Regions from separate parts of the Mus musculus genome. Here region 2 is linked to region 1. Evidence: chromatin contacts called from ENCODE POLR2A ChIA-PET data. All regions are on one chromosome and are shown on one strand. The core of a region is the stretch at or near the end of the contact, and the rest is flanking DNA. Distances in the headings are between cores, read along the strand shown.

What was found. ChIA-PET counts read pairs that join two places held with the same protein, here RNA polymerase II (POLR2A).
Region 2: POLR2A ChIA-PET joins it to region 1 with 78 read pairs in Patski. The contact joins the promoter of Col18a1 here to the enhancer-like site in region 1. POLR2A ChIA-PET finds 5 or more read pairs at or near these places in 3 of 5 experiments (Patski and embryonic stem cell).

Annotation. Positions count from the first base shown.
Region 1 is chr10:77,128,180-77,133,232 of GRCm38, reverse strand. All of the region lies in intron 2 of Col18a1 (collagen, type XVIII, alpha 1), which reads left to right. Among named protein-coding and RNA genes, the nearest start is that of Col18a1, 36 kb to the left of the region's middle. Within about 2 kb of position 2,597, at least 2 of the 3 ENCODE cell types and tissues checked have a DNase peak (open chromatin) inside an H3K27ac peak, as active enhancers do.
Region 2 is chr10:77,163,600-77,168,652 of GRCm38, reverse strand. Col18a1 (collagen, type XVIII, alpha 1) reads left to right here and starts at 2,123. Exons shown (of 42, transcript NM_009929.3): 1 at 2,123-2,214; 2 at 2,293-2,363. The coding sequence starts at 2,204.

The sequences.
Region 1 (5,053 bases), core at 1,348-3,847:
CTCACATGTCTTCTAACATCTTTTATGCAACTATCAATATGAGTGACAGTGGCCTTGGCAGTTCACGTCTTTAAGCTGTAAGGGTTACCTCTTTGTAAAGTGTGTGTGTGTGTGTGTGTGTGTGTGTGTGTATGTGGTGTCAGGAAGGCCCTAGGAATAGGTGGGACACAGTAGACAATGGCCTCATCTTTAATCTTTTTGGGGAACATGTTCTAGAGGTAGTCATCCCTGCCTTGGCTCCATTATAGGGTACATGTGATGGACTGTGACACCCCCATTTTCTGTGTCATCTGTAACTCCCTGAGACCACAATCCTTGTGATTTTGGAGCCGAGTATGGAATACATTCCCAGCCCCCTTATAGAGTGAAACAGCTTTTTAATTTGGCTAAATAGGCTTTGTTGGGGCCTGCAGGCTGGGCCTAGGAAGGCACGGGCAGCTCACTGTCTTCACTGTGGGGGCTGCAGGCCAGGAAGGCTGTGGAGCTGGGTGGACCTGTGGCCAGCAGCCAGGCAAGCAGAGGAAAATGTCTGTATTCCACCTCTGTTTCTTACAGCTTACAGTCATGTCTACCCTGAAGCATGGTGGGCCAAATCACCAGGGTACTGGAAGGGTGTGTATTTTGCATCTTACAGGCTAAGGAACGCACATTTTCGAAAATATGCCCCTTGGGCTTTGGTATTATGTGTAGGCAGCTTTTCCTTCGGCAAAGGGAAGGCGGGTTCCTGGGGTGGAACCCCAACCAAGGCCCTTTGATGGGCGCTGATCTCTGCATGCTTCGGAGGTCTCTGTGTGGGGCCAGCCCACAGCTCTCGCGATTCACGTGGGATGAAGCTGCCTGTCGCCGTCCAGTTCTTTCAGAGAACAGCTTGTTTGCCGAATGGCATTAGCAGATTTGCCTGCAGCTGGGAGATGCTCCACGCTGACCTGCAATGATTTCCAGATGGAAACCCAAGGCTCCTCAGGGTGGGGTCTGGGGCTGGGGCAGCCCACAAAGTGCTTGTTCAAAGTATAAAGAGTGGCGTGCTGGAAACCTTTATGGCTACATGGCATGGCCAAGACAGTTTTATTGTATTTTGCAGGATTATTTGTCAATAACTTGAGGGGTAGGACCAGTCCTTGCCAAGATCAGAGAGAAGCTAGGGTCTAGAGTCCAGATACAAACAGGAAAGCCAAGAAACACTGAAATCTCATTTAAGATCTATGAGGGCCTCACACAAGGAAGACCTTACAGATGAGGCCTCAGAAGACAGCAGGATCACAGGGACAGGCAGGGGTGGGGTGGTGGGGGCAGTGAGGGGTTGAGGCATGCACAGAAACTCTGGATTCCAGAGATAGGTCAAAGCTACAAAGTTGCTGTGAACCTCCACAGGTAAGACTGGGCTTCCTGAAGCTGCTCTAATAAGCCAGCAAGAATCCTTGGCTTAAGACAAGTACCCAGCTGGAAGCAGGAAATGTGTCCGACTGGCTACAGTAGTCAGGAAATGTAACAGGCAGGTTCCTGCTGGGAAAACCATTCTGGCTTTCCTAGACTCTGGAAGCCGCTCACTCACCCCTGTAATTCCTTGGCTCCGCTCTGAAGACTAGCATGGCGGGGAGTCCCTCAGGTTGAACTCCTCTTCTCCCTAAGAGAGCCCCAGGGGTTAGGCTACCTCGTATCCCTGGCTTCCAGGGTGAAGAGGTCGGCAGTGTCTTTTACATCCACCTGTAGATTAATTGCTGCTGTAAGGCTCAGCAACCATAGCTTCTGAGGATGGCAGGCCTCTTGGGTATTGTTCTCACGGAGGAAAAGACATTTCTGACCCATATGACATAGCTATGGCTCGGACAGAGCAAATTTACCTGGTTGGGTGGGTGGGAGGCCTGGGTTCTTCTCCAGCATTGGTGTAGAGGGAAAATCCACTCCCAGTGTGGAACATAGGGCAGAGTCACGCTGTTCTGTGCCTTGCTGTCCAGTTTCTGGGCTCCCCACCCTTCACCCCAGGACCCCCACTCATGGGGTTTGCATTACACGAAAGGGAAGTGTTTGCTACCCACCAGGAGACAGTATATAATACGTTATCATCTGTTTGTAGCTGTATGGTGCAGGACCAGGCAAGCACCTAGTGATGCAGACAGAGAAGAGGCTTAGAGGCTGCTGGTGGGACTGGAGCTGCCCACATAAGGGTGGCCTGACACCTCTGTAAAACAGGGCACCGTAGGGGACAGGCTCCATTTATGCCTATTGGCTCCTCTTGTGTGTTTGTGTGTGCGCGGGCGTGCGCTCATGTGCACACGAATGTAAGTAAGAGCAAAGGTGTGGACAGAGGTGCCATGTGCCGATTGTGGGCTGAGAAGTTATTCTCTCGCTCAGAGTTACTGTATATAAATTTCTTTCCTGATACAGTATCATACCACAAAGAGCTCCTTAGAAGAGCTTGCTTGCAAGTGGCTAAGGAAACTGGGTCTATGGCTCCCTCTAGTGGCTAAGGAAGCTGGATCTATGGCTCCCTCTGGTGGCCAGCACCTCGTCTGAGACCATGTCCTGACAGTCTTGGCTGCCAGACAAGTCCAGGCTTTAGCAGAATCAGAGTGTTTCCCTGGAGTGCCTGCCTTGGTGGACACACGGAGGCTGGCACACTCCAGGATGCCAGAGCCCGACTTTGAAGGGATCTCAGCAGTTACTCACCTTGGCAGCTCAGCTTTAAATCCTGTCGAGTGAATCATGGCCCGCATGAATCTGTATCCTCTGCAGTGTGGGTGAAAGTCAGAGAAAGGCTCTGGGAAACGTTTGAGTGAGAACCTGGGCCACTCACCTGTTTCTTTCCCCATGTCATCAGTAGCCCAGAGTTGGTGGGAAGCTGATCTGGGGTGCCACCTGGCTTCCAGGCTGCAGGAGATGGGGGGTGGGGGTGGGGGTAGTCCAGTCCTGCCGCACAGCTTGGTTTTTTGGCATCTCTGCTCTTCCCTAATTGCATTCCATGGATTCTGGGTAGAATTTATTGTGTTACTTGACCACATGCCACCTGGTGAGACAGCTGGGGAAGAGCCAGGAAGCCAGCTGCCAGGTGTGGCTTGGCGGGCCACAGGTGGGTTTCTGAGCTGCCATTGGGAGGAAGTGGATCAGGCTGGGGTCCAGAGCTGACAGAAGCTAGGGACCTTTGTCTCTCCCAATCCCCTGCTGCTGTGACCTCAGTGACATACTCAACTGGACTTGGGAGTCATCTCAAATTTTTCAAAGAATCTGATGGCAGGGTAGGAAATGAGAATAGATTGTTGGCCATGGGCCCGGGCACAGCGTGGCACCTCACTCTGGGGGGAAGGCTAGCCTTTCTTCCAGCTGTGCAAAAACAGAAATGGGCCCCCAGGGCGCAGATTCTCAAGGACCTTCACCCGCATTCTGGCCATGGGAATTTCCACCACCAGCTGTTGCCTGATGAAGGCAGAATTCTTCACCACAGATCCCAGACCTCCTGTGGTTGGTCACTTTCTAGCAAAGAGTTAGTGCCATCATATTCTCTCTCTCTCTCCCTCCCCCCTCTTTCTCTCTCTCTCTCCCTCTCTCCATGTCTCTCCACCTGATCTTTAAGCAGGCTTTCTCTAGGGAACTCTGAGGAGGGTGATATGTAGATCCAGGCTGAGCATCACTAGCCTCTGTTGAGTGAGTAGTGTCTTTCTTTCTTTCTTTCTTTCTTTCTTTCTTTCTTTCTTTCTTTCTTTCTTTCTTTCTTTCTTTCTTTCTTTCTTTCCTTCTTCATCACTAGCCTCTGTTGAGTGAGTAGTGTCTTTCTTTCTTTCTTTCTTTCTTTCTTTCTTTCTTTCTCTCTTTCTCCCTTTCTTTCTTTCCTTCCTTCCTTCCTTCCTTCCTTCCTTCCTTCCTTCCTTCTTTCCTTCTTTCCTTCTTTCCTTCTTTTGTTTGTTTTTGTTTTCTGAGACAGGGTTTCTCTGTGTAGCCCTGGCTGTCCTGGAACTCACTCTGTAGAGCAGGCTGGCCTTGAACTCAGAAATCTGCCTGCCTATGCCTCCCGAGTACTGGGATTAAAGGTGTGCACCACCATGCCCAGCCAGTGTTTCTTTTCTATCCCACATGGGCAGCCCTTGGCAGCAGCCCTGGGAGGGTACAGGTTTCTTCTAGAGGAGATGCTGTGGGCTCTTAAGGTCCGAGTAGCTCTCAGGCTTGTGGGGAGAGGTCTTGAGACTCCCTGGGGCCAGTTTGGCAATCTCAGAAGACAGAGGGGACCAGAGACAGAATCCTGGGATATACTGACACACTGTAATACCAGAGCTGTAAGGGATTGCTGGGGAAAGGCAAGAGACTAAAGAGAGAAGGCTGGAGAATGAGAAATGCCTCAGACCTGATGCTCTGGCATGGGTCTCCTGAACGATTGGCAGTGTGCAGATAGTCTCAAACAGCCACAGAAGTGTCCTTTAATGATTCGGTGACAGCGAAGTCCTCTATAGTCCTTCCCTACTCTTCCTGGCTCCGTTCTTGGCAGTGTGTTCTCTCTTTCCCTACAACTGAAGGAAGACAGGGAAAGCTCGCTGAGGTTCCAGTGTGGACTTCCTGTATATTCTTCTGTTGGTTTCCCATTTCTGCTCATGCTGCTTCAGTAGCTTGGTTTGGTTTCTTTCTTTCTCCTTCTCTTCCTCCTTCCTCTTCTTCTTCCTTCTCCTCCTCCTTCCTCTTCTTCTTCCTCCTTCTTTCTCCTTCTCCTCCTCTTCCTCCTTCTTCCTTCTTTTTATTCTTAAGACAAGGTTTTTCGTTGTAGCCCTGGCTTTCCTGAAACTCACACTGTAGACCAGGCTGGCCTCAAACTCACCAAGATCCGTCTGTTCCTGCTTCCTGAGAGCTGGGATTAAAGGTGTACGACACCACTTGCCCCGCTTACTTTGGTAGTTTTCTAACAGAACATTCTGAGAAATAAAACATGTGGTAGCCTCTGTTTATGGCTCTAGGCTGTGGGGCCTCTGACCTAGGTGAGGTACTAAGGCTGGGCTCCCTGTTGCTTAATGAGCAGCCCTCCTGGGATTCCTGGGATGGTGGCCAAAGCCCAGGGAGTCCAAGGGCCTGCACT
Region 2 (5,053 bases), core at 874-3,373, 36 kb before region 1:
CATTGTCAGTAGCTTTGACACCTTTGAATAATCTTCCCTGTGTCTGGGAAAGACCAGGAGGCTTGCTTGTCTCCTGCTGCTCCTCCTTCACCATCCCCAAACTCTTCTGAAGTGGACTCCCCTCAGCCTGAGGTGTCAAACCTTGAAGAAGGCAGGCAGCGGACTCTGAAGCCCCCGGATGCCTGGTGTGCCCCCCTCCATTTCAGGATTTCTCCCAGGAATGACAGACAGCCCTGGGGGCTACATCCCGCCACCTGCAGAGGCCTGCAGTTTTGGACACATAGTTGAGCTCCAATCGGCTAATTGAAGATTGAGGAATTAGGCCCTACTGCAGTGGGAGCAGACCTGGAAGGCAGGCAGAAGAAACAAGAACCCCCTCCTCCCCCTCCCCCCAAACTCCTTCTCCTTCCCCCAAGTCTACCTCAGACTCCCCACATGGGCATGGCTTCCAGGTAGACAGACATGAATACAAAGAGAGACAGGATTACTGAGATCCAGGACATGCCCCTACATGTATGTGTGCACGAATACATGTCATCGGACACACACGTGCACATGCTAAGTATAACTATGGAAAAACACACGTGGAGTTGCACACAAAGACCTGCCAGGCACAGACAGCACATGGACCTATCCTCGCCTCTGAAATAGTTTTGAAAAAGAGTGCAGGGCAATCAATCATTTGTATTCTTTTAAAAAAATGTGGACTACAGTCCTCTAGATTGCTTTCTTCCTCCCTGTGCCCTTTTCACCTGGACAGGGACTCCAGGTTTGAAGGCGGATGAAGTGGGGATGTGGGCCAGGTGGATGGGCGAGACTGGGCAGGCCCCTGGGTCTGGGGCAGGATCCGGCCTTTGAAGCCTGGAGAGGATTCAGATGATGTGAGCAGATGAGAATCCCAAGCAGGCCTCGGGCTGCAGCTGCGGAGCAGTGGGCAGAGGGAGGGCAGAACCAGCCCAGGTCAGGAGGCTATATGGAGACTAAGAGGAAGGGAGACTGGAGAGGGGCCTGGGAGGATTAGGAAGAACTCTGGGGTTTAGGAAAAGCTATGGGGTGTTACTGAAGGACTTGGTCTCTGGTCTGCAGAAAAAGTGTGAGTCACTTGAGATGGTACAGACTCAGGGTGGAGGTGTGAGAAGGTCTGGGGACCCTGGCTGAACCTGGATAGTTCTTTGTGGTCTGGGAAATGAGCCAGGCTAAGAAGGACAGTGGAGATGGGCAAGGATGAGGGCTGGGGAATTTGGGAAATTGTCACTAGGCCAGCGCGAATGGCTTTCTGGAATCTGGATTTGCTGTTTGATAGGGGTCAATGTCTCTGATTTTGTTAAAGGCCAGGCCAGGAAGGCCATGCTGCCCTGTTGTTGGAGGAAGGAGCCCAAAAGAGAGAAAAATGTGTGTGTGTGTGTGTGTGCTTACTTGAAGGTACCTTTTTGTCTCTGGGTATTCCAATTGTGTGTGGGGGGGGTGGATGTGGGGACAGGGGTCACCCCTGGGTGTGGCTGGCTTCATAACACATGTACACCTGCAGGCAGCTCTTGGAGGAGATACCCGTGGGGGTGCACCATGGCAACGTGCACGGTTTAGAGAGCCTGCCCTGGACTAGAAGACAGTGGAGATATTGAGGCTGGCAGGACCCTCATGACACACCCAGGGATCCAAGAGTGCAAGGGACATAAGAAGTGGTCGTGGTCGCTCCGAAGTTTCCACTGATGGTAGATGTCTTCTTTCTTCAAATCTCTGACCTTCCCGTTGTCCACCTCACAGACTGAACACATGCCCTGCAGTGGGCATGAATTAATGAATGCGGGACATCCTTGCACCTTGCTCTGGCTTTGAATCTGGATCTCACATATTGCCTCTGGTAGCTTCAGGAGGCAACATGGTATGAAGGGACAACACCCGCGTTGGAGACATTGGAGAGAGGACGAGACTGCCACTCAGAGTTTTAGAAGCTGCGATAGATGCCAGCCCTTGTTCACCCTGCTTGCTCCCAGGTTCCGATCCTACCAGATTGCTCACCGGGTCCTCTCTGGCCCAGCTCTGCTTCTTGAGCCCAGAGCCCCGCCCATCGAGCTGTCTCCGCCCCGTCCCGCCCCTGCCCACCCCTGCCCTAGCCCGCAGCAGCGGTCGGGAGCACTGTGGGCTAGCGGCTCACCGAGGAGCTGGGTGCAGCATCCGGGCGCAGACGGCCTGGCCTGGGGAGATGGCGCCCAGGTTTGCAGGCTCAGGGCTAAAGGGTGAGAGGGGTTGCGGGTCTCTTGGGCTCCACTGACCTGTGACTGTCCTCCGCAGGTGGCACCTCCTGGATGTGCTCACCAGTTTGGTCTTGCTGCTGGTGGCACGCGTCTCCTGGGCAGAGCCAGGTAAGCCTGGATGGAAACATAACTTGGTGCCCCAGGGTTCGCTCTACTTACGTGCCTTTTGTGCAGTTCTGTGGCTTGTCCCCGAAACAGCCACCTCTTATCCTGTACGGTCTGCCGGGAGGCAGTGGCGTCCGGGCCCTGCCCACGCGCAGGTGGCGGCCGGTGGCTGGAGCGCTCAAGGGTAGCGCGATGGTGGCGTTTTCAGTGCTGTGTTGCTTATGTTGGCCATTCATTCTCTAGGGTTTGAGCGTCTGGGGTTCCGGGGTGCGAGCTGTCCGTGTTTGGAGTCCCTTGTGGGGTGGCCAGACTTAAGCGGCTCTGCGGGGAAGTTTGTGCGTTCCGCTGGCTAGGCAAGCAGAGGCATACACCCGTGTCCCACCTCACCAATGTTGCCCTTCCTGGCCTCATTCTGGTCAACGCTTGAGTGAGTGGCCGCCGCCGGTCCCTCCAGGTCCTCGGGAGGGACCGTGGGCGGGGTTTGTCACGGCTGAGAAAGAACCGAGAAAGATCGTTAAGTGCATGGCGTCATCTTTGCGTTTCCAACCTGTTGAGGCAAAACTGCGCGCGTTTGCCCGGGGCCGGACTCCGGTGGCCGGCTAGTCTTTGTGTACCACTGCAGCTCCAGGCCCCTGTCCCCCGCGCCTGCAGTGGTGTCGGGTTGCGCGCGGTCCCCTTTGATGCTGATGAGCGCCAAGCGCAGTCAGGCCGGCCACAATGCTCCTAAGCCCACGGAATCGTCGCCTTCTTTGCTGCCCTGTGAGGACCGCAGCAGCATGGGCGCACTGAGAACTGCTTTGCCACCAGCTCAGAGATTCTGCAGCTAACCAGCAACTGGCTGCTCTCCTCCTGCTCAACATATCCAAGAGGCTCCTGAGTTGGGGGTTGGTGCAATGCCAGACTGCCGGGGTAGAAACCCCGCGCTTTATCACAAAGGCGCCTGCTGGTGACCTCCCGAAAGAACCAAATCCGAACTCTGCAGTATCACCTGCTGTGGTCCCAGGCCTCTTGCCACAGCATCATGAAGGATAAAAGATAAAGAGAGGAGGGGAGTCACTCTGGGAAGGAAAAGTAACTTGGTACATTGCTTTAGTGCGTTAGTCACTTCAGGCTAAACATCAGTACAGGCCCTTTTAAACAGCAGATCTGAAAAGCACCTGTTGCTTGGGTAGCAGATAGTTCTTCATTTATTTGTGTTAACTACAGGGGGTGGGGTGGGGTGGGGTGGGGTGGGGGTAGGGTAACGCCTTTCAACTGCAGGAGATGGGTCTTGGCCAGGCTGTTCTTACTGACCAACCGCGTGGCACTTGGGGCTATTAATCAAATGAGGGCCTGGCAGGGGCTGCAGACAGGGATTTGTAAGCCTGGGGCCTCTTCTGTAACCACTGATGACAAAGGAAAGATGCTGGAGAGAGCAGCACACACACACACACACACACCAGCCCCCCAGCTAGACTGGTTTCAAGTGTAGAAAGGTGATAGATCGTAATTTTAGCCTTTGGGTGGAACAAACCTCTGTGTCTGTAAACTTGGCGATCTAAGGATAACCTTGGGAAGGTGATGTCTCTCTGCTTGCTGTAGCTACTGTTGGGGGTTTTAGTGGTGCACCCTCAGGGACAGGGAGGTCCCTCTAGAGATGTCCAAGGAATGTGATTCTTTTGCCTCCTGGAGGTTGAGTCAAAAGCTGCTCAGTGGGGGGGGGGGGGGCGGGGGCCGCGGCTTGTGTTGCTTACACCAGCTCCTCCCCCAACATGGCCAGGGCTCCTCATCCCGGTAGGGCTGAGTCCTCTGGACCAGGATAACTGTTGAGCTTTTAAGTTATTGGGGGTGGGGGATGGGTATGGAGGGGGAGGAGGTATGGGGGTGGGGTGGGGGAGAACTAATATGCCTGAAATCCTGACTGGCAGGTTGTGATTTGCTTGGGTCATGTAGAAACCGCCCTTAGCTGCCTGGAGGCCTAGCTACATCTCCAAATAAATGTGTCTATGCTGAGCAAAGCCCCTCTCTGTTTTTGGACTGGTCCTGAGGTGCTGCCCATTCTGAGATTCCTTTGGATGCTCTGAAATAGTGGGTTGTATCTCTACTCTTAACCTGCCTCGGGGGAGCTGTCACACCACCTAGGACTCCTAGGATATGCAAGGTCCCCCATTTGTCTGCAGTTTCTTCTCTTGTGCACTCCTATTCGCCGTGTGGTTATGGACTTTAAAGAGGGGTCTGTGAGGAAAGAGGACACGCCAAGGAGGCATCTATGGGTGCTCATAACCACCCTGGTGCTGACTTCATATCCTCTTGTCCCCAGCTCTTCTCGTGCTTGACTTTCCTACAGATTGCCTGTGCTCTATGCCTGACTCTTAGCATCGCTACTGACTACAGCTGCTTTAGCACACAGCAGTGCCCCTGAGCTGCATTCCCTCAGTAGGTCTGCAGGGATGGGGCACACAGGCACTTGGTAACATTAGACTTTAAGTTAGTGGGAAAGGGCTCCCATTCCTTGCCTCACCCACTGGGGAGTCTTCAGGATTCAGATGCAAAGACCTTGAAGATAGTTTTGAATTTCAGCAAAACTTGTTTTTCAGGGTACTCCTGTTTTTCCTTCAAAGGAAGGGAGGGGGGCTGAGAGAGGGGAAGCCCTCTTCCTGAGGAAACCTAGAAGGAGTGAGCTGACCTCCCCAGGGTGCAGGTAGATGCTGTGG